Linked DNA regions of Mus musculus: regions 1 and 2 are each linked to region 3. Evidence: chromatin loops called from intact Hi-C (ENCODE). Cell type or tissue: heart. All regions are shown on one strand.

Region 1 (8,000 bases), 190 kb before region 3:
GAAGCAGGGAAAGAGGGGATTGGGCGTTTCAGGGAGAGGGGGAACCTGGAAAGGAGATAACATTTGAATTGTAAATGAAGAGAATGTCCAATTAAAAGAAGAGAAAGCCAGGCAGTAGTGGAACATGCCTTTAATCCTACTACTTGGAAGACAGAGGCCTACAGATTTCTGAGTTCAAGGCAAGTCTGTTCTACAGAGGAAGTTCCAGGATAGCCTTGGCTAAACAGAGAAACCCTGTCTCGAAAAACCAAAAATGAAATAGAAGAATGAAAGGAAGGAAGGGAGGGAGGGAGGCAGGGAAGGGGGGAGAAAAATTGTCCTTGCAAAATATCATACCCCTGTTTTATTCTATGAACATTTTCTTTTTTTTAAAGATTCTCTCTCTCTCTCTCTCTCTCTCTCTCTCTCTCTCTCTCTCTCTCTCTCTCTCTCTCTCCTTTCTTCCTTCCTTCCTTCCTTCCTTCCTTCCTTCCTTCCTTCCTTCCTTCCTTCCTTCCTTCTGTTCTTCTTCTTGTTCTGTAGTACAGCTTAAAAAGTCTGGGATACTGATTCTCCCAGAAGTTCATTTATTGTTGAGAATAGTTTTTGCTATCCTGGAGTTTTGGTTATTCCTGATGAATTTGAAAATTGCTCTTTCTAACTCTATGAAGAATTGATTTGTAATTTGATGGGGATTGGATTGAATTGGAATAATGTGTTCACCGGGCGTGGTGGCTCACGCCTTTAATCCCAGCACTCGGGAGGCAGAGGCAGGCGGATTTCTGAGTTGGAGGCCAGCCTGGTCTACAAAGTGAGTTCCAGGACAGCCAGGGCTACACAGAGAAACCCTGTCTCAAAAAAAAAAAAAAAACAAAAAACAAATAAATAAATAAATAAATAAAAAATAGAGTGTTCAGCAAGATGACCATTGTTAGTATATTAATCCTGACAATCTATGGAAGAAATTCTGTACCATACCCAACTTGAGAAATAAGTTTTATGGTGTAACTTTTCTCTTTTTTTTTTTTACAAAAATAAATTTAATCATTATTTTTGTGTATGAGTGTTTGTCTGTATGTGTGTCTGTACTCCATTCATTCCTGGTCCAGGAATACCAGGGGATGTTGTGAGAATTCCTGAAGCTGGAGTTACACATAGTAATGTGCAGCCTTATACACTGACAATGAAGAAAACTCGGTGCTCTAGAAGAAATTTCAATTCTCTAAACATTTAAGATATTTTCCACCCCAAGTTTTCTATTTTTTTTAAGATTTATTTACTTATTGTATGTATATGAGTATAGCTGAACAGATGGTTGTGAGCCATCATGTGGTTGCTGGGAATTGAACTCAAGACCTCTGCTTGCTCTGGCCCTGCTTGCTCTGGCCCCTTTATTGTTATAGGTAAGTACACTCTCTTCAGATACACCAGAAGAGGGTATCAGATATCATTATACATCGTTGTAAGCCACCATGTGATTTGAACCCAGGATTTGAACGCAGGGCATGCAGAAGAGCAGTCAGTGTTCTTAACTGCTGAGTCACCTCACCAGCCCCAGTTTTCTACTCTTGATAATGTTTCCCATCCAAGGCATTCTAGGTTTCTGGTGGGCCAAAGATCTGTCAAGTAGGCCCCTGTAGGTATTAGACAGGAAAGTGGGCCACTCTAAGAGATGAGAATGAGAGTTAGGTGCAGACTGACTTTGTCAACCTGTATCAGAATTCAAGAAGTTTAATATCATGTGGTTCATTGTCAGCATATTGAAAGCACAGTACAATTTGGGAAAAGGTGTCCAGGCAGAAATCAGTCCAATCAGTTCAATTCCAAGTTCACAATAAAGTTTAATATGTGACTACATAGAAACCCTTTTACAAAGTACATGTAACTGTGAGGAGGGCTTCTGTAGGTAGAAGACCTGGCATCTAATGATTGGTAACCATCTAGGAAGGAAAGAGTTAAAGACAGTCATTTTGGAGAATTTGAGTAAGGTCTGCCTCTATAGCAAACATTATATGAGATCTGCCTACACAAAGAGCCAAAAGGTCACTGGATCAGTACGAAAATGCACTTCCAGCTATTTAGGTTGAATGTAGGTATTTTTTTTTCCTTCATTGAATGCAGGCCTCTGTATATTTAAAATTCCTAGTATCCTTGGTGATCTGTGGCTGCAAGGACCTTTGTGCCCCAACACCCTGTTCCACATTAAAGAGTGAAGCTCTTTTGCAAGTGGGAAAAGTAGCTGAAGGGCACATATCTGGATGCCTCAATCCAACTTGGGAGGGAAAAGAAAGTAACCAAGGTGGGGGAGGAACAGAGGGAAGGAGGGGCCTGGGTGGGAGTGGGGACAGGAAGGGGGACTAGGGAACATGATCAGGTATTGGGTTTGGGGAACAGGACTGAAGCCCTGAGGGTCAACAGAGAGGATGGAAACAGCTAACTCTGGAGGTAGGGGGACACTCTAGAATGTACTGGTGACAGGGAAGTTGAAAGACTCTAAGGATTCAAAGGGAGGGATCTTGGATAAAGTGCTCTAGAGTGGGGAGTAGGAACTTGTAGAGTCCACTTCCAGTGGAGGAACATGATAAGTGGAGAGATGAGGTTTTGATCCCACAGTCAAAAGCTCTTACCCAGAATTGTTCCTGTCTGATGAAACTGCAGGGACAAAATGGAGAAGAGCAGGAGATAAAGGACATCTAGTGACAGGCCCAAATTGGGATCCATCTCACGGGGGTCCAGGGTCCTGACATTGTTAATGGTACTGTGATATGCTTGCAGACAGGATCCTAGCATGGTTGCCCTCTGAGTAGCCCAGCAAGCAGCTGAAAGAATCAGAGGCAAATAATAGCACTCAGCAAATAGACAGAAGTCTGGGACTGCCATGGTTGAATTTGGGAAAGCTGGAAAAATCTGAGGAGAAGGGTGGCCCCAGGGAAAGACCAGCAGTCTCAACTGACCTGGACCCTGAGATCTCTCAAGACACTGAGCCACCAAGCAGGCAGCATACAACCAACCAGGCAGCTGTTATGAGGCTCCCAACAGCAGAGGAATGCATCATTGGGCCTCAGTGAGAGAAGATGTACCTAACCATGAAATGACTTAAAGCCACAGAGATTGAGGAAGCCTGGTGGTGCTGAGTGGTGGGGTGTTGACATCCTCTTGGAGACCGAGGTCGGGGTAGAAGGTATGGTATGAAGAATGGTCACGGGGCAGACAGGGAGGAGGATGAAGTATGGACTGTAAAAAACAATTAATGAATAAATTTAAGTAAGTTTTAAAATTAAACAAAAAGCATTGCTTTGGAAATGACTCCCAGGTTCTCCTTGCCTGCAAATGGAAGGAAATCTGTCTTAACTCTTCTGCCTTGCCTCTTGTGATGGTTATTCTTGGTCGTCAAATTGGCTATACATGGAATTAGTAAAATTGCTACAGTTCCGGTACTGTGAAGGATTTTTCATGATTATATCTTTTTAAGTTGTAAACCCTCTTTTAAATCTGGATCTTCTGAAGTGATAAGAGATATATTTAATCTAGGCCACAGCTTCTAGTGGCAGACTACATTTATAAAGGTCACTGAAGATGGTAATTCTCTCTCCTGGTCTTCATATCTTACCCTGACCAGCAAGCTCAGTTTTTGGAAAACTGGCCTACTTATTCCTAATTGTTATGTAGACTGAAGTCCAGCAGTGTCATCCAGCCACATGGACTGAGCCACTACTATATTCTTCATCTGTCCATTTGCAGACAGCCATTGTTGGACTGGTTGGACCACAGCTTACAAGCCATTCCAATAAATCCACCTTCTACATATACAGAGAGATTCGATCTATCAGTTTTGTCCATTAGGATACCTTTATTAATACAGCTGTGGGTTTTTTCCTCTTCCCACTAAGGAAGATGTGCTGGCTAGCAATACTGTTGTGTAGAGTTTGTCATCTTTTTCCTGCTTTGCTCCCAGGGCTTTGTAAAATCTGATGCCTACCAGGTGAAACATAGCTGCAGTTTACCTGACCTGACCTGACCATGAAACCTCAGAACAAAAATCTTAGTGTTTCCTAAAAATCTCCTCAATTGTCAATATTCTGGGTGCCCTTCCCCTATGGGCTGGGTTGTTTATTTCACTGCAAGTTAAATAATGGGCCCTGCAAGCTATCTTCCTTGATTACAGGAGGGAGAAGGGAAGTGCTGGAAGACAGAAGCAAGACTTTCCCTCCCCCTGCTGCTTGAGGAATTCTCAGTTTACAGAAGCCTTTCCCTTCCCCCTGCTCCTTGCCCTTTCCCTGCTAATATAAACAAGCCTTTCCCTGCCAGTGTAAAGAAGCTCAAGACTGCCTGCCTCCTTCCCCATCTGAGAGGACTGACTAATGGTCAAAATGACCACAACTGCCATAGCAAGACTAGCTGTTCTCAAAATTAGCCATAACAATAAAAACGGTCCCTGGGACCCCGGCCTCAGTTTGAATTCTAAGATAAACCGACCTTGCTGACAGTTTCTGACATCGCTGGCTGACACCAAAAGTAAAAAACATAACTGTTACTTTGCTAGCCAACAATGATAAAGTTGTGTAACCCTCCCCCCAAGCCCCGCAAATGAAGAGTAGTAAAAAAAAAAAAAAAACCTTTACTGTAAGCAATCTGGGTTGACTCTCCCTGCGAGGCTGAGCAACCCTGTCCGCATCGGAATAAAAACCTCTCGCCATTGCAGCGATCTATTGTCAAGCTGTGTCTCTAGGGGTCGCGTTCTCAACATTTGGGCCCCTGGGGTCCTAGCATAACCACTTTGCCTTATCCCATCAGTGCACTCTCACCCTACTTATCTGGAAAACGGTAGGCCATGGAACAGCAGCATGGGCCAGGAATCACTAAACTGCGTCCCTTCAGCACACACTAACCTTAAGAGAGGTGCTTATGTCACTCGAGACTTGCTGACCAATCAAGGCCTCCAGTCTGACCTGCCAGTCAGAAGTGGAGGCGGGTGCTTCCCGGTGCTTTGCTGTTGGTTCCGTGCTGTATCCGAGGAGGAGTGTGGTGTGGTTTGTGTGTCCTGCTCTGTGTGCTACTGCTGGGTGCTGTGAGGGGAATTCATGCGAGCTCTGAATCCGCGACATGGTGAGTATATGGCAGCTGCTTCCAATGGGAAGGGGCAGGCGATTGAACAACTGGAGCGAGTATGGTGAGTCCTCCCTGGGGCTGAGTACACATCGCGAACCTCTGCTACACAGGGAGGGCTACTTGTGAGGTTGTTTGTGGTCTTAGCTGCTCTGAATAACTCTGCTCTGGGGCTTTATCTGCGCGAATATTTAAGCATGGGCTGGTGTGTTGAAACCTTCTTGGCAAGATGGCAAACACAGAAATGCCTAGTTTCTCCAGTATCTTCTACAATTTTGTTTGTTTGTCTGGTTGGTTGGTTCTTTATAACTTTTGGATATTAGCCCTTAATTGGCTATAGGGTTGGTGAACATCTTTTGTCAGTTTGTAGGCTACTGTTTTGTCCTATTGACAGTGTCCTTCCCTTACAGAAGCTTTTCATTTTTAAGAAATGTATTAACTGTTGGTCTTAGATCCTGAGCCATTGATGTTGTATTCAGGAAATTCTGTGCCCTGTACCCGTGCGTTCAAGGATATTTTTGCTTTGTCTGCTATTAGATTCAGTGTAGCTGGTTGTAATTGAGGTCCTTGATCCATCCTGTGCAGGGTGATTCTTCTATACACACTGCCAGTTAGACCAGAACATTTGTTCACAATGCTTTCTTTTCTATTCTATGGTATTGGCTTCCTTGCCAAAGAAGTGTCCATAGGTGTGTGCGTTCATTTCTGGGTATTTGATTCTATTCGATTGATCTGCCTGTCTGTACTGATACCATTTGGTTTTTATCACTATTGCTATGTAGTACAGCTTGAGATCAGGAATTGTGATGTCTCCAGAAGTTCTTTTATGGTTCAGGAATGTTTGGGCTATCCTGGGAGCGTTTGTTCTTCCAAATGAGGTAGAGATTTCCATTTTCTATTTTTTTTTTAGATTTATTTATTTATTATATATAAGTACGCTCTAGCTGTCTTCAGGCATACCAGAAAAGGGCTTCAGATCTCATTACAGATGATTGTAAGCAATTATGTGATTCATGGGATTTGAACTCAGGACCTTTAGAAGAACAGTCAGTAATTTTAAATGCTGAGCTCTCTCCAGCCTGAGACTTGCAACTTCAATGTGTGTAGAAAATTGTGTTTGAATTTTGAGGGGAATTGCATTGACTTTGTAGATTGCTTTTGGTACTATGGCCATACTGACTATGTTTTTTGGTTGTCTGTTTTTCAAAACTGGTTTTTCTGAGTGATGAGCTTGTGGTCCTAGGACTTGTTCCATCTACCAGGTTAGCCTTGAATTCAGAGAGTTCTGCCTGCCTCTGCCTCTCTGCCTCTCTGCCTCTCTGCCTCTCTTACTTTCAAGTGCTGGGATTAAAGGTGAGCGCCACCATACCCAGCTGCCAGTTTTTCCTGTAATCCTTGTTACTGTTTGAATTTGACTGAAGTTTGGGTGCAGGACTTACTTTCTATGAAGTAGAGATGACTGCACTGTACACTGATTGTGCCGTGTAATGTTCACAAAGAGGACCCTGTGCCTTGGAAGGAGAACAGGAAGAGATCTGGTGACTCCAAAGTTTGACTAAAATACATTTTCCCAGTCTAGGGCTCTCTCTGGCCAGAGGCTGGAAGGACAGAGCTAGGAAGGCCTCACTGTCTGAGCCTTTTGATCTTTGATCCCTTAATGGAGTAGCTGCTACTTTCCTGAGAACTGGTTGGTTGTATCAGCCAATGAAGCACTCTGGGTAAGCCAAGAAATTAGTAGTACCAGTGGGTGGGGACTTACAGGTTCATTCCAGGATTCTTCTCTAAAGTAGCTGTAGCTAGCTATGAGGGAGTCCAGAAACCATGCCATGTTCAGGCTGGGAGCCACTGTCACCAGACCAGGAAGAGCAGGTCCAGTTAGCTAAAGAGTGACATGTACTGAGAGCTAGATTGTGGTTTTGTTAATACATATGGTAACTTGAGCAAAGGCTCTTGGCCCTTGAGCCTCACTAAGTATGAATTCCCTAGGGAGGAGTAGCTCTGGCAATGGAAGTGTGTGGTACTTATAATATCTCCGTCCATGGTACACACAGAGGCATTGGTTTTCGGATGCAGTGGGAAGTCCACTGGAAACTGGAAGGTCTAGTTCCTAGAAGTTCTGACCATTGCATTCCACATTCTGTTTTGTGTGATAACTTTTCCCAACAGTTATGAAACTGGTAGAGAGAAGGTGATAGAGATCATCCTTCAGTAATATTTGATTGGAATCCTTTGAACTTTTCATGACCACCAACTGCAAAGATGTGATTCAAGGAAACTCAACTATTGGTCATAATAGGAGTTTTGAAGATGCAGAGGTTTTCCAGGTGTGCATGGTATTGTGAAGGTGGACATGTCAGATTCCACATCTTGTGACAAAATCCATGTGACAGGAAGTAGACATTAAACTACTGTTTAACATGACCTTGTGTGCAAATCAGTAGGACTGGGACTTCCTGAAACCTACTTCGGGCCCGAGGGTCTACAAAGCCAGACAGAGCTTACCTTTCTGATCACCTTCATTTCCAAAGAGCATGGAGCCTCTCAGTGTGGAAGACAGAGCAGCAGTAAGTGGAGAGCCAGAAATATGACAGTATAGACGCTTCTATGAGTTATTTTGTGGAAATTATAAACCCCATGCTCAGAGTTTAAGAGCAGCGACTGCTGTTCTGAAGGTCCTGAGTTCAAATCCCAGCAACCACATGGTGGCTCACAGCCATCCCTACCAAGATCTGACTCCCTCTTCTGGAGTGTCTAAATACAGATGCAGTGTACTTACATATAATAAATTAATAAACCTTTTCAAAAATAAAAAATGGCTAATCTACAACTAGAGTGGAAGAAAAGCAACTGCTGGGGAAAAGTAAAAACAAAGGCTGCGGTTGATGGAGAAAAACAGCACTAGGGAGTTTCCATGG
Region 2 (8,000 bases), 1.1 Mb after region 3:
TTCTCTCTCCTGCATTTTTAAGTCATCCATTAGATCTTTCCCCAAACAATTGATGCTAAGAGTTATATAAAATGCCTGTGATGTGGCTCAATTAGAACAGATTATTGGTAACATTCTTTAAAAAGCTTGGCAGTATATAGAGAAGAATTGCCAGTTTTAATATTTTACTGAGAACTAAAATAGCAAAATTTCTGAGTAAAAGGGCGATCACATCCTTACCTGCTTCTCCTGATATGAGAACAGCAAAAATGAGCAAACATTAAGTAGGTATGATGTCCTGAACGTATTTTAACTTCCCCAAACAGGAAATGTGAGTAACATCCACATGCAAATATGATTTACAGTAGCCCTCCAGGAGTTACACATAAGTGAGTAAAGACTTGATATTAACGAGTACACATGAAGGATATTTTTAGCTGTAAGGTGATTCTGCTATTTAGTTAGTAAAAAATATCATTGAAATACTGAAGCATTTTGATATAAGCACTTATGAGATTCTTATGCTTCCTGTAGTTTATTAATTCCTAAGAAAATGGCAGTGGTAAGGGCAAACTTCCCTTGTATTTCCCTTAGACAAAATGCCTGGAATATTAGAATGTAACCTTATATGACCAAAATAAAGTATATTTTTCTGTGTCTGCAATTTCTGTTGAATCAATTTTGTAAATTGTGAATTGAGGTTTCTGATGATGAAATCTATATTGATTCTAGATTCTCCCCTGCTAGCACTGTGTATTATGTATCAGAACAAAAGTTTAGAAGCTGTGTTAACCTTTTTAAGCAAAGTTAATTATGAGTAATTGAATTTGTTGCACCCAAGCACCTGAGTAAATAAAAGTCAGTAAAGTGTATCTAGAAGCCAGGGCAGTATTACCATATTTGGTGACATTTACAAAGAATCCAGTAACTTATACCATGTGCGTGGTGTTACAGCACTTGTCCATAAGCCTCCAAGACATAGGGAGAGTGGTAGGCTGTAGAAAGGAGTGTTTTGTAATTTCCTCATAAGTAAGGACCCAAGGGTTTTGAGAAGTGAGATGTTAATGGCAACAGCTACCAACAAGGCAGGCTGAGAGAGGGAAATGCAAAAGGAACATTGGGAGGAGTTTGGGTGGGTGGTTAGGGAAGGAAGTTGACTATATACTGGAAGTATTTGAATTCCTATTATATGAAGTCCTGTGTCCAGAAAACCCAGAGTAAACTAGAGCCCAGTAAACTAGCTACAAGAATGAGAAACAACATTTTTCATGCTTTGAAGACCAATGAGAAACCAGCATGCAATGGCCACGTGCATCCTTACACAAAAACAACAAAATTTACAAGCAGAGAAATCAAAGATTCATCCATATTTTGGAGAGGAGCTGGGTCTGGCTCAATGCAGTTGGGGGTAGGGCAGCCCAGCAGCACTTGGCTTCTATGTGAGGCTCTGGACATTACAAAGATATCCATTGGGCCCCAAGTGTTACTTGTGAATTCTTTAACCGCAAGTCCCCCTTACCCATGCTTGGTGTTCTAAGATGTTACATTTTTATCGACCCAGCTTTCCTGCCAGCTAGACAGAGGTAGGAGCAGGCAAAAGAAGGGCCTGCGACTGTAGGTAGACTGAAAGGTAGAGTCTTTGGCTCCTGGATACCATCCCAAGTCAGAGCATCACAAATTCAGAGGCTCAGCTTCACTAGACAGATCATACAAAGACAGATCTGATATATAAGACAACAATATTTAAAATTGGTCTTTGCTACTTCTAGGTCCATCAGTCCTTATATTGTGTGTTTGTTTAATTTAGACGCCCCCTAAATAGTAACCCACGAGGACAGACCGGATGTGGACAAGTCACAAAACAGACAACAGTAAAGACTGAATTGGTGTCGCACAGAGGTTTCACCAGACTGATTATGACAATTTTACCAATAGGATTGTGTTTCAACTGATTTCTTGTATAATCCCTGGACTGCCTGGTATCCTCTGGAAATTGCTTTGTTGAACAGCCTAGGCGTTGGAACCCAGGTGAAGTTGCCACATACTGGGCCACTGCAGTTTCTGTCACCCAGCGTCAGTAGATGGCATTTCCAAGGCTCCAAGGCAAATAACGGATCAGAAAATAACTGATGGCCTTGGATGAACTTCCAACTACGCAGAAATTACTCAATAAATAAATACATAAAAATAAAGAATAAAAAAGTAAAATAAAAAAATAGGCGTCTCCCAATTGCCCGAATGGGGTGTACAAACCCCATCAATTTCACCCTGTTTATCAGACAGGGTATCTCTTAACCATAATCCAGGAACCAACAGGAAGCTTACTGTTTAGAGTCTGCCATTCACCTTGGGATTCTGCAGAGGGAATGCATTTCCTGGAGACCCTAGACACAGCTGGGTCAGCCCACCCCTCCATTATCCGGGATGAAAAGAGAATTTGGGGCTTTTTCTCTTCCTCCTCCTCCTCCTCCTCCTCCTCCTCCTCCTCCTCCTCCTCCTCCTCCTCCTCCTCCTCCTCCTCCTCCTCCTCCTCCTCCTCCTCCCCTCCTCCTCATCCTCCTCCTCCTCCTCCCCCCCCCCTCCTCCTCCTCCCCCCCCCCCACCACCATTTCGGTCCAAATTAAAAGCAACAGTTTATTAAATATTAGGTACTGACCAAGAGATGGACCTGGGTCAGAAATATCCGCAGAATTTCCCAGCCGGAATAGCCCCCGGTCACATATTGTAGGGGTTTATACAGATAATCAATTTGGCCACCGCACTTTCTCACGAGGGTTACTTAGAAAAAAAAACTACAATTCCCAGAATCGCTAGAAGTTACCTGGCTCCTGGGCCGGTAACGCTTACAGGCTAATTTTGGCAATTACATACGCAAGCTTGATTTCCATTACATATCCACCTTCATTTCCGGAGGAAGAAAGGGAAGTGCCTAATGAATAAAGCAAAGGTAGTTCAAGCAAGCTCCAGATTTCCCGATTTAGAGAGCTAGGGAGGGCAGGGTCAATTCCTACAAAGGGGAGGAGCAGCCCGAGCTGACGCGGTGGGTTCTCCCCAGAGCTGGATGGGAAGACAGACGGGTATGCTTTTGGAAAACAGGCACAAGCGCTACTGAAATTCAAATCTCTGTGTATCTGCAGAAAGAATGATACTGTAGTGGAAGACCAGGCCAGCAACCAAGCGGAGTCCCATCTGCACATTCTAACCCTAAGGGAGGTTTAATGGCCAATCAGAACCTTGAGGTGGAGCTGTTCATGTTACGCAAGACTTAGTGACCAATCGGAGCCTTGGGGTGGATTTGTCAGTCAGGAGAGAAGGCGGGACCTTCCGGGTTCCTTGCGGCAGTTTCAGCTCTATAACGGACCCTGCTGGAAAAGTTCTGATTGTTTTTCTCTAAGCGCTGCTGCTGGGTGCTGTGAGGGAAGCTCTAGCAAGTTGCTAATTCGCGACATGGTGAGTGCAGAGCCACTGCCCACAGAGGGAAGGAGCAGGCAGTTGTGTAGCAGAAGTTGGTATGGTGGCTTGTCCCTGGGTCTGGGTGGTAAGTGTGGCCAGATCTGACCACCTGTTACTTCCCTTTTTGTCCTAGTCATTCCCTGAACCCAGCGGTGGGCTGTGAATAACTTCACTATGAGGGCGGCATCTGCTCAAAGCATCTGGCTCAGAGACTTGTGTGTGGAAACATCCTTAGCAGGATGTCAAACTCAGAGAGGCCTAGTTTCTCTACTTCTAAAAGTTAACTCCCCCATCATTTAACATTTAGCTGTAAGACCTATTTGGAGTTAATTCTGTAGAAGTTATAAAAGGCATCTCATGTTGGGTAGCACTCCCATATCAAACTGTGGTGTAGAAGAGTAGAATTGATGATGTTAAAGGATTTACCAATGCTTAGGAGATAGTTAAGCGACAGCAAGTAGAGTTTAGCTGAGGGAGGAATGCCTCTGAGACACCCTACAGATAAGTAGTGTGCTAACCAGACCCGTTAGAGATCAGGATGCTAGGATAGATATATTTGTTCACTAGGATTGTCCAGAAAAGTGCTCCAGTGCTTAACAAAGGAGGCTACTCTGATTGACAACCAGCCACTAGGGCCATCCTCATAGCAAAGAACTGGCTGCTCAAGGGAGCGTTATAGAGTCCCAATCAACATTAAAGGCTGTTTATCACAAAGTGCTGCTAGTTTTCTTCTTGAGAAAAAGCATAGTTCTGCCATATTCGCAGGAGAACACCGGCTGGCAACTCTTTGAAAAGGGAAAACACTGTTGGGTCCAGGACTGGCTTGATCAAGCAAGGCTTTCTGTGAGGCCCTTATGTATAGAAAATGGCATAGCTCTTTCTCAAACCCAGGAACATGCTTGACAGAGCCAGGTAGGCCCTCATGTATTGAGAGTAAAATAGAACTTTTCTTTTTCTTTTTCCTTTTTTTCTTCCTTTGTCTTTATTATTAGTAGTAATTATTTTACTTATTTACATTCAAATGTTGTCCCTTCCTGGTCTCCCCTCCACAACCTCCATCCCATCCCCTCCCCTTTGCCTCTATGAGGGTTCCTACCCACTCACCCACTCCTGCCTCACCCTTCTAGCATCCCCCCCTACCCCCAGGGGGGCAACAAGCTTCCACAAGACCAAGCTCCTCCCCTCCCATTGATGTTAGTTAAGGCAGTCCTCTGCTACTGCTACATATGTAGCAGGAGCCATGAACCCACTCATATATACTCTTTGGTTGGTGGTTTAGTTCCTGGGGGCACTGATGGGTCTTGTACTGGCTAGTTTTGTGTCAACTTGACACAGCTGGAGTTATCACAGAAAAAGGAGCTTCAGTTGGGGAAATGCCTCCATGAGATCCAACTGTAAGGCATTTTCTCAATTAGTGATCAAGGGGGAAAGGCCCCTTGTGGGTGGGACCATCTCTGGGCTGGTAGTCTTGGTTCTGTAAGAGAGCAGGCTGAGCAAGCCAGTAAAGAACATCCCTCCATGGCCTCTGCATCAGCTCCTGCTCCCTGACCTGCTTGAGTTCCAGCCCTGACTTCCTTTGGTGATGAACAGCAGAATGGAAGTGTAAGCCGAATAAACCCTTTCCTCCCCAACTTGCTTCTTGGTCATGATGTTTGTGCAGGAATAGAAACCCTGACTAAGACAGGTCTGGTTAGTTAATATTGTTGTTCTTTCTATTGGACCCAGCCATGGGAACCCAGTGGAAGAGTTAAGGGAAGGACTGATGGAGCTGAAGGGGATTGTAACACTATAGGAAGAGTCCCTTTACTAAAGCAAGGAACATGCTTGGGAGAGGTGGTAATGATCTGAGGCCAAAGCCTCTGGGGGAAGGTTACTTCAGATCCTGAGAACCAAACACTTCTCACCATATGGGGTTGTGGTTATCAGACCCAAGACCTCTGTAGGCTTTAAGTGATGACCTTGAAATACCCTGTGTTCCCTTGTACAGTATTATTTTATTAGAGTCCCCCTGAGTTTGTCCCATTGTATGGTAGTTTCTACTGACTTCATAGAAATTTCCCATTTCTTTCCATTTGCCTTTGGTCAGTAGAACACAAGATGCTATTCTTAAGATGCCTATTTGGCATAAGACATAGCTTGCACAAGACCTCCCCTCCCCAGCTTTTATCTTTTCTACTTTCTACATTTCCTATCTTTCTCATCCTCTGGGGCCTTCCACTTAGAACCCTGTCAGGGCTGATTTGAGTCTTGGTTTAACTCCTCATCTTGGTAAACCACCCTCATATCCACCTTGTTAGGACCCCTAATTGTTCTCTTGCTATTGACATGTGTACCCTGCATATTGAACAATCTTACAGCCTTCATAAAAGAGAATAGGAACAGTGCAGCTGATGGTCCTGTGCCAACAATATGAGACCCTGAGGACAGGACCTGAAGAATATGAATTACTTACCCCAGACCACTGAATTTAGCTCCAGTATTGGAGCTTGTACAAGAAAAAAGGGAGAATGAGGGACCCTAAGGGCTTTTTCTATTCCCACACCCTCCTTACAGCTTCCCTCTCCCGCCTGGGGTCAAGGCTAGGCCAAGTTCCATTCTCCACCCACAGGAATATTCTTGAGTAAAAAATTCTCAGAATGTACTGAATGATAGTACCCTCTGGAAAGTCCCAGGTAGAGTTCAAATGTATGTCATGCTTGCTAGCCAATAGATTTAATGGTCAATATGCTTAGGCAATAAGTTTGAACTGTAACCTTGCTGATGTAACCTGTGCCCCTAGAAAGTATAAAACTGCTTGTAATGGCCATTCAGGGTCACCTTCTAGTCACTTGAGGGACTAATTGAAGATCAACAACAACATGCCAGAAAATAAACTTCTTCATTTTGTATCGAGAAAAAAAAAAGAATAATAATAATAAATGACTCTGTGTTGCAGGATATTTGTTCTCACTGTGAACCCCATGTTATTCACTGGAAAACCTATTTTTAATTATGCTGTGGCTCAACTTTAGCCCACACCTTTAATCTATGAACTTCCTGCTTGAATTTTGTAAACAGGATTTAATAAAGTCACCCATAGGTTAAGAGTCAGAGTAAGTAACCAGTTGGCAAAGGTGTAATTAGGATTGATAAGAAAAAAACATAGCCGGGCGTGGTGGCACACGCTTTTAATCCCAGCACTCAGGAGGCAGAGGCAGACAGATTTCTGAGTTCAAGGCCAGTCTGGTCTACAGAGTGAGTTCCAGGACAGCCAGGGCTACACAGAGAAACCCTGTCTCGGAAAAACCAAAAAAAAAAAAAAAAAAAGAAAGAAAAAAGAAAAAGAAAAAAAAACCATAAAGAGTAAGAAGGAGTCAGTGAGATGAATAGAGATGCACACATTAGAAGGATTTTTTACTGTGGTATGAGAGAGCACCATTCTTGGTGGAGCATCTGCTGAGGAGAAAAGTCAGCTGGTTACTTTCTCTTCCTCTGATTAGCAGACTTTCAACCCAGCTCTAGCTTCTGGGTCTTCATTGGTAAAATAGAGCAATTGAGATTTAAAAACAAATTATGGGAATATCTGTGCTTTGTAAATCTCCCATCTGTGATGTGAGTGGCCAGACTTGCAGTCTATTGTCCATATTTAAATTGTTCAAAATATAATATACTATGGAGACTGAACCTAAAAGAGACTTAGGTTGACAGCATATAGGAAATATGAAACCTGTTCTCAGTGCTCTACTTGAGCATTAGCCAGAGCTGAATGCATGCTGTCATTAAAGACACATTTCTTAATTATTCTTTTAATTGTGTTTGTATTGGTTTCTCCCTGTGAAGGCATATTAATTCTAGAATAGCTACATCTCTGGCTCTTCCCTGTCCTCACATTGCTTAGGGTCATGTCTGCTCTGGATAACAGCTCTTGGGTGAGTTCACTGACCTTTTAGGAGATCAGTGAAGTTGTCATGAGAAGGGAGACAGGGGACAGGGAAGAGAAAGGGAGAAAGTTGGTGCACACATAGGATGGAGAAAATGCCAAGGGAGCAAAGAAGGAAGAGTTTCTTGGGGCAAGAGAAGCTCATCTTAGAGGATGGTGTATGGCAGCCATGCCCTATAACAGTAGAGAGTGAGGGATGCTGGGAGAACCTAGATGCCAGGTCTGTTTTGGTGTGTTAAACAGGCACCTCAGCTGCTTGTCCAGGGTCCGAAACCCAACAAATCATACTACAGAAAAAAGTAAAAATGAGGGTAAGAATCAGACTGAGTCTTTTTGTTTGAATTTTTATAATGACAGTAAATTATAATTTATCAAAAATGTAATAGTCCTAGACAAATTACACATCTCTTTGTTTTCTATGATGAAATTACCCACCTTAGATGGTAACACTTTTGCTTTGGAGGACATTTTTAAACATTTTTATATATCATTTTGTATATGTTTAATGTATTATATAATTAATATACCTCTACTGTGTTACATTACATATGTATTTGTATTATTTGAATAGTTATTCAAACATTACCTTTCTTTAAAGAGAAGGAAGAATTCTCTTTTGGTATTAAGTGTACAGGAACCTCTGTAATTC
Region 3 (8,000 bases):
CCTCTTCCAGCCTAGGTTTTCCAAGCCATTTTCAAAAACACTAACACAAGTTTCACTGGGGATCTTTCGTGTATAAGAATGAAAACCGATCTTTATCTCTCACCCTGCACAAAAATCATTCCTAATCTAGGTATTTCAATCTAAAAGCCTCAATGTAGGAGCTTCCAAGTCGAACCTTTTAGAGGAATACATAGGGGAACATTATTCAGGATACAGACAGAGGTGAGGAACTCCTGAAGGTCTTGTTGTTCCTCAGGAAATAATAGTGACGATAAGCTAATGGATGTCACAAAATTCAAAAGCTCTGTAAAAACAAAGGAAATGGTTACTCAAGTGAAAAGACAACACACAGAATGAGAGAAAACATTGTTAACTACACCTGACTGTGAATCATAGATCCAGAGTACACTCAGAAATAAAAACGGGAACAAACGTTTCCATCATTTGGCAGTAATTCTTTAAAATGACAAACAAGGAAGATGAGCAGTGCCTTCTGTGTTAGGCCCCTAAGAGAACGGGGGTCTTCCCTTTGGTCAGATATAGGAGAATGTATAAGAAAAGTGGTATTTAGATACATGAGGAATGGGTGTTGTTCACAAACTAACGCCCCACAAATGTCACCATGGCAAAAGTATGAGGCTCTACAATGCAACCCGGCATGCTGTTGGCAGTGTAGTAAATGAGCAACTCATTGGCGAGCTTGGTATCTGTTTGTTGTTTTATTTTTTGACAGAGAGTCTCTCTCTATATACCAGGTAAACCTGAAACTCACTATGTAGACCCAAATGGCCACACACTCACAGATATTTGCCTGTTTCTACCAAGTGAGTTTTTGGACTAAAGTCATATGTCACTTCACCTGGCTAAGGACAAGGTGGCTGAAAAAAGAATTAATGTGTATATTGAGCATATAAAGCATTCCCTTTAAAATCAACTTTGTTATAAAGCAATAACAGTCTGCAGCCGGGCATAGTGTGACACATTCCTTTAATCCCAATACTTGAGAGGAGAAGGATCTCTGTGAATTCAAAGTTCGTGTTGTCTACATAGTGAGATTCTGTCAAAAGAAAAAAAAAAAGAAAAAAGAAAAAAAAGCTTGCATCAGCAATAGTGTCAGAGTTTGGTGCCCTCCCATGGGATAAATCCCAAATCGGGTTAGTCACTGAATGGCCTTTCATTAAGTCTCTGCTTCATTTTTTGTCCCACCATTTCTTTTAGACAGGAATAATTCTGGGCCAAAAATTTTGAAAGTGGTTTGGTGACCCCAACCCTCCACTGGGGCCCTGTATATTTACTAGAGATGGTCTCTTCAGGTTCTATCTCCCCAGTGTTGGGCATTTTGGCTAAGGTCACCTACAATGAGTCCTGGGAGCCTCCCACCTCCCAGGTCTCTGGGACTTTCAAGAGGTTTCCCACACCACCCAACCAAGCCACCCACCTCAGGCAGCTGCACATTTCCAACCATTTTCCTGGTCTTCTTTGCTTCTCTCCTGTCTCTCCCCATACCTGATCCTGCCCCCCTTTTTTTCCTCCCCCTCCCTCCTCTCCCATCTACCACTCTTCTTCCCTGTGCCTCCCATGATTAATTTGTTCCCCTTCTAAGTGAGATTGAAGAACTTCTTGTTCAATTTCTTAGGGTCTGTGGGGTGTATCATGGGTACTCTGTACTTTCTGGCCCTGGCATATAATGTAACAAGGACTGCCTTGTCCAGCTTCAGTGGGAGAGGATGTGTCTTATCCTGTAGATAGGGGATGCCCAGGGTAGGGGGTGGGAGACCCTCTCAGAGGTGAAGGAAAGGGGGAAAGAATTCTAGGAGGGGGGACCTGGAGGATGGGTAACATCTGGGATGTAATAAATAAAATAATGAATAAAATAAAAATAAAAACCCAAAAACCCTTGCACACAACAATAACACATCCAAATTTATCAAAATATATATCACTTAATTAACTTATTTACAATTAAATTTTGTACTTGAAATGGTTCTGTAGAGGATCATAATAAATTTTACACTTCCAGTACTGAATATATCTCATACATTTAACTTCCAGCAAAATGAAAATGAGCATTCCTAATAGTCAAGATAGTGTCCTGAAAAGGGTAAAGGGAAATAGTCAGAAAATAGAGAACCACAAGAAGAGGGTACCTGGGTTCAGCTGAAGCTGCAGCCTGTTCCTCCCAGAGAGGAGCACTTTGACAACCCATGGGAAAGATCCTGAGCTGCCTGATTGTAGTCCCGATGAATCAGGGCTTAATGGTCAAAAGAAATAAAAGAGTGTGAAAGAGAAATCACATAAACAACAACAGAAAAACAAAATGAAAAACCCAAAACTGCTGGGCAATGGTGGCGCACGCCTTTAATCCCAGCACTTGGGAGGCAGAGGCAGGCAGATTTCTGAGTTCGAGGCCAGCTTGGTCTATGGTGTGAGTTCCAGGACAGCCAGAGTTATACAGAGAAATTCTGCCTGGAAAAACCAAAAAAAGGAAAAAAAAAAAGAAAAGAAAGAAAAGGACAACAAGTTCTGCTTAAATGTGAATGAGGGAGGCCTTACTCACTGTTGGAGGAGAACTTCGATTGTGGTAATCTTAATAAAATCATTTGGGGTTTTTGTTGTTGTTCTTTGGTTGTTTAGATGTATTTTGGAGAACAGGGATTCAGTATGCACCCTTAGTGTTGGTTTCTAAAATTACTAAAACTAGATCTATCCTGTGGCCTAGCTAATCATATGTATATGTACACACACACACACACACACACACACACACACACACTGGGAATCCATATCATAGCAAAGAGATATTAACATATCCTTGTTTACCACTATTCTTTCTACTATTTTCACAAAAGCAAATAAAAGGTATCAGTCTATATGTTCATCAATACAGACAGATGTATAATTAAACTCTATTATAAATTTAATGGAATTTTATTAGGTAATCAAAAATGAAACCTATAGAAAGATGGAATAAATTGGAAAAGATGAATGAGGCAATTGAGGATTATTAGGAAGACAATCACAACATGTTCTCTCTCATGTATAGACACTAACTTCTGATTTTATGCATGTGCAGCTTCAGCTTCTGCCTCTCGTTAGTAAGTCATCACCATCTATGAGGCAAGTGCTCCATTTTCCTGGTGAATGAGCTGTGGTTCAGTTTACTTCTCAGCAAGAAGAGAGTTCTATTCTCTGGGGATCATGAGATACCTCCAGCCAGAAGCACATGATGGTTCATCTCATATTTTCACTTTTAATCTTCCATATGGCTTCCCTTTCCTGTTTCCTGATAATCCTTCCTAGTTTTCAATCTTTGAAAAATGAGAAAAGGTCAGGTGTGGTGGTAAACAACTTTAATCCTAGGACTCAGAAGAAGACAGAGGCCATGAGATGTCTGAGAGTGCAAAGCCAGAATGATCTCCATGGCCAGTTCCAAGCCTGTCAAGCCAACAAAGTGAGACAATCTCAAAAAAAAATAAATGAGAACCCTTTTAAGGTCGGGTGAAAATAAAGAGAAAAGGCAAAGAAAAGGAGAGACATTGGCCAAGAGCAGTTGTTATTCTTGCAGATGTTCTGGCTTCCATTCACAGCACCCAGATGAGGACTCAAAATCACCTGTAGCTCCAATCCCAGGGGTTCCTATCATTTCTTCTGACCTCCACAGCCAGTAGGTATGCACGGGGGGCATGATTATACATGCAGGCAAAATATATGAAATAAGTCTAATAAAAATTTAAAAATCACTAGAAAAGATACTTTTATGAGGATACAATGTTAGACTCCTAGAAGTAGATACAAATACTGGTAGGCAACAACTCCCGTGGCCACGTGAGACAGCCTTGGGCTTTCAATACATCACCTTCCACCAGTCTTGCCTGGTTATAAGGAACTGAGGCACTTTGATGGTAGCTTCCTTATCACTGGAGCGTGAGTGCAGCCATGGTACTTTCTGAAAGAGCAAGAACCACTAGATGAGCCATAGTAAGTATTGGCAAGATTTATCTCTGCCAGTGGTAGCGCGCATGCGCGCCGTCCCCGAAGTGGGAGGCGTGTAAGCCGTGATAACCATTACAAAACAACCGGAAGTGACCTAGGGGCGCACAACTTCTTGGATCCAGATGTAGTTTCCTGCTCGGACCGCTTGTGCTTGGAGTCTGGACAGTTGGGGTTGTGCATGTCTGCGGGTGGACTTGGTGCCCCACGTGCTTTGTGCCGGGCTCTGTGAGTTGCAGCGTGAGGTGAGTGACCGTCAGGCTGGCAGGACACCGAGCTGTCCCGCCGCGGTTTGTGTTGCCTGATGGCTGCAGGTGGGCATCAGCCCTGTTTTCATTCTTCTCTTGCGGGGTTTTCGCTTTTGTTTTGTCACTTACCGATATGCTCTGCTGTGGGATTTTGCCACATCGTTCGAGAACGTTGTGTGTTCAGGGACACAGTTTGGGCAGGAGTGAGTGCATGGGCGCTGCAGGATCCGAGCCTGCGATCAATGTGCGGTGCTTGTGAGGGCGACCGCGCTGCTTTCTGGTCCCTTTGTGTTTGCGTAGCTGGTAACTGGAGAAAAACTCCAAGGAGTAAGAGAAAAAGGGAAAATGAATTTATGTATGTTTTCGCCCAAACTGGGGACGCAGTATCTATGTCAGTCTAAGCAGTATTAGCAATAGATTGCTTTTATTGAATAGAAGGAACTGTATGAAAACCAGGGAATAGGGGTAAATTGTTTAGTGTGGTCCCAGGCATCCTACCTAGGATTTAAGCCTTAGTTTCACCCCAGACACCAGGTGTTCTGATCATTTCCTCCCGGTGTTAAATTTCCTATATGGAGCTGGAGCTGAAAACAGAAAAGGGATTAAAAAACAAAAACAAAAACCTAAACCGAATTCAATTTTCAATTTCTGTTGTCAGTTTACATAACTATAGGGGTTCATATGTGTGGCTGGGAGCAGAAAGGTGTGCTCTGGGGGCTGGTGAGATGGCTCAGTGGGTAAGAGTACCCGACTGCTCTTCCGAAGGTCCGGAGTTCAAATCCCAGCAACCACATGGTGGCTCACAACCATCTGTAACAAGTGACTCCCTCTTCTGGAGTGTCTGAAGACAGCTACAGTGTACTTACATATAATAAATAAATCTTTAAAAAAAAAAAAAAAAGAAAGGTGTGCTCTAAAGAGGTTTTAGGTCAGAAGCCTAGGTTTCTGCTTCCAAACAGGCAAGGGCCAGCCTCAACCAGTAGCCTCCTGTAGAGACCAGTGAGGTGAAAAGCAGAAAGCGGAGGGACTGAGATGTGGATGAGCACTGTTGGGTTCCCACTATCCACATTCACACTGTGGCTTTGAGCTGCCAGGAACTGCAGTTCCTAGGAACCCACTGCTCCCCTCTGGCCTCCTGGTGCACACACTGACAGGCAACACATCCCTATAAGTTTTTCCTCTTTCTTTCTTTCTTTCTCTCTCTCTCTCTCTCTCTCTCTCTCTCTCTTTCTTTCTTTCTTTCTTTCTTTCTATAGAAAGAATAGCCCTTAAAAACAAACAAACAAAAAAACAAAAACTGTTTCCCCAGTGAGCTACTTTCTCCACCTAACCCCCCCTCCCACACACACCATTTGGTAAAAAAAGAAAAGAAAACCAGAGGGTGAGACTCCACACATTGGTTACATTAAGTAGAAGAATAGTTAAAGTGACCTAGTGACCCTATGTCTGTCTCTAGGGCACAGATTTAAGGTTAAGTTTAGAAATCAAGCATTATGTATTAAAGTAGTGCTGCAGGTTGTGGTGGCACACGACTGTCCTGTAATCTTAGCACTCTACACTCGGAGGCTGCAGGATGACTGCATTATGGAGGCTGGGCTGGGCATGAAGTAGGCTAGGAGTCAGCAGAGTAGTAGTAAGAGCCAAAGTGTAGAAGACACGCATAATGCTTTTTAGTAAAAGCAGATTTGGGTGTGTGTTTCATTTTCAAGGTTTGTTTTTATTTTACACATATGAACATTTGACTGGTTGTATATAGGTGCACCAAGTGTGTGCCTAATGCCCAGAGAAGCCAGAAGAGGAGATCTGAGACCCTGGAATTAGAGTTGTGAGCCCCATGTGGGTACTGAACCTGGGACCTCTGTAAGATCACCAAATGCTCTTTGTCAGGTGTATTATAAGGAGATAGGCAGCATTTAGTTCAAGCCTCGCAGAGCCCAAGTTTGTCAAATTTCATATTGCTTGCCAGCCTCATGTCTGTGAATGAAAATAGATTAGCTCAGGAGAACAAGGCCACTCAGAGACATGTGTCTTTGACATGTATTGCCCTTGATTTTAAATTAAAATTTGTTGAGGGTTGGCCTCATGCACTGTGTATTCAAATGCTGACTTCTGTGCCCTGAGATCTGCTTAAAGCCCAGACATGGGCATTGTCATGAATTTTGAAGAATCGCCTATATCAATGTGATGTAAAGAATGTTCCCCAATTAACTCAAATGGACTGAATAGCAAATGACTGGGCAGAGTAGAGAGGAAGATTAGACTTCCAGTCTCAGCCAGGAGTCCCGGGGGAGAAGAGCAGGGAGAAGGAGTTCACCATGAGGCAGGTGAGGGTACAAGAGAAGAAGGCCATGAGGTAGAGGAAGAAGGGGATTGTTGCTATGAGGTCAGGCATGAGGAGGCTTCACCAAGTGCGTTCTCCATGTGCACCCCTAGCTACACCAAGGAGCCAAGGAGAGACTAAATGTAAGTAACTCGGTGTGTGTGGCTGGGAAGTAGAGTAGCTAGGTAGCATCAAGGCTTAAAAGTTTTGCTCAGCTATTCTGATTAAAGCTTACTGACTAAATCAGTGTATCTCTGTCTCAATTAGTTGGGAGCAAGGCAGGTTAGGAAAACTGCCACTTTTAAATTTAATCATATGAACCGTCTTTGGTTTTGAAACTTACAGTGACAACATGGTATGTGGTATGTGGTGCTTTCTGTGCACGGCCCAAGCCGACTGTTCACCTAACCTCAGTGAGTATGATGTCCATTCTTCGGGTGTAGAGTTGACGTGGTAGAGTCAGAGAGGAGGTGATACCATACACCTAATAATGTGCTATTAAGTTTTCAGATGTCTTTTTAGTAGCTATTATTTTACATTCAGTTACCCAAGAAATTACTGTGACCAAAAATCTGAGTTAATACGGGTTTACTTTCTTCCCTTCACTCTGAGTAAGGAGAAGCCTAGCACTGCACGAATACTCTTGTCATTATAGTTCTGCCTAAATCTCTAAAGTGCTGTTTTTGTTTTTTTTTTGTTTTTGTTTTTGTTTTTGTTTTTTTTTGTTTTTGTTTTTGTTTTTTTTTTGCCTGCACAGAGGTCGTTTTCATTTGGTTTTTCTTCCTTCCTCCTTCTGTGGGCTGCTATCTGTTCTTTTTTGACAGGCTCTTGGGGTGCAAAGCTGGACGGTTGTGTAGAGGCTTACTCCTTTATGTTGAGTGTGCTTTCTATGAGACAATGTTGGAATAGTTTGTCTTTAAGTCTCTTTAGGGCCTTTCAAAGTTTCCACTTTCATTTCTAACTTGAGGAATTGGTTGTATACTCGAATAATAATGATTTTTTAACATTCTATGGGTCTCTATCATTTGTAGTAATTTAAAACTTTTCAGTTTTCTGCTTCTTAGGGGTTGATGGGAGAAGGAGACATTTCAGGTTGAAGTATGCCCTTGCAGGCAGCAGGGAGGTTCAGCCTCCTTGAACCGAACATCGAACAGGCACACAAAAGCATAATGACAGATTGCTATACAAAAATTGTTTTTTCTTTGGTGAAACAAGTTCCTCATACCAAAGCCCATAATATAATCTATATGTTTCCTGAAGGAAAACATCACAGCTCTGAAACTTGTGTACGGCTCCAGGTGTGCCCGGAGTGTCTTGTTACCAAAGTTATGCAAAGGCTGTTAAGGTTTTCCAGAAAGACAACTCTATAGACAACAGAAAACAACCAGTGTTTTCTACAGTGATTTCTTTAAGGTCAAAGTACATACAACTGTTCATTCTGA

Evidence for each region. A loop is a pair of places that touch in the nucleus more often than their neighbours do. Peaks named below come from ENCODE experiments on the same cell type or tissue, not always from the same donor. Only the 100,000 strongest peaks of a DNase experiment are listed, where the experiment ranks them.
Region 1: it touches region 3 in a loop (2.5-fold over the local background); 3 of 42 quality-filtered maps call a loop at or near these places.
Region 2: it touches region 3 in a loop (7-fold over the local background); 3 of 42 quality-filtered maps call a loop at or near these places.

What each region holds. Positions count from the first base shown.
Region 1 is chr7:42,689,736-42,697,735 of GRCm38, reverse strand. Zfp975 (zinc finger protein 975) reads left to right here and starts at 5,018. Exons shown (of 4, transcript NM_001008427.1): 1 at 5,018-5,085. The coding sequence starts at 5,083. It overlaps Gm38998 (a long non-coding RNA gene), which reads right to left and starts at 4,886. Exons shown (of 3, transcript XR_001778103.2): 1 at 4,785-4,886; 2 at 2,607-3,213; 3 at 1-45. In heart, a CTCF peak has its summit at 4,781; a DNase peak (open chromatin) is centred at 4,915; H3K4me3 peaks cover 1,832 bases; H3K27ac peaks cover 967 bases.
Region 2 is chr7:41,388,656-41,396,655 of GRCm38, reverse strand. AI987944 (expressed sequence AI987944) reads left to right here and starts at 3,277. Exons shown (of 5, transcript NM_001199330.1): 1 at 3,277-3,429. Gm17102 (predicted gene 17102) reads right to left here and starts at 2,958. Exons shown (of 2, transcript NR_166533.1): 1 at 2,636-2,958. In heart, a CTCF peak has its summit at 3,207; a DNase peak (open chromatin) is centred at 3,225; H3K4me3 peaks cover 1,773 bases; H3K27ac peaks cover 1,246 bases.
Region 3 is chr7:42,501,845-42,509,844 of GRCm38, reverse strand. It overlaps Zfp141 (zinc finger protein 141), which reads left to right and starts at 4,092. Exons shown (of 7, transcript NM_001309388.1): 1 at 4,092-4,235. Gm35353 (a long non-coding RNA gene) reads right to left here and starts at 4,018. Exons shown (of 3, transcript XR_391403.4): 1 at 3,052-4,018; 2 at 2,148-2,251; 3 at 1-1,057. In heart, a CTCF peak has its summit at 4,154; a DNase peak (open chromatin) is centred at 4,124; H3K4me3 peaks cover 1,243 bases; H3K27ac peaks cover 1,079 bases.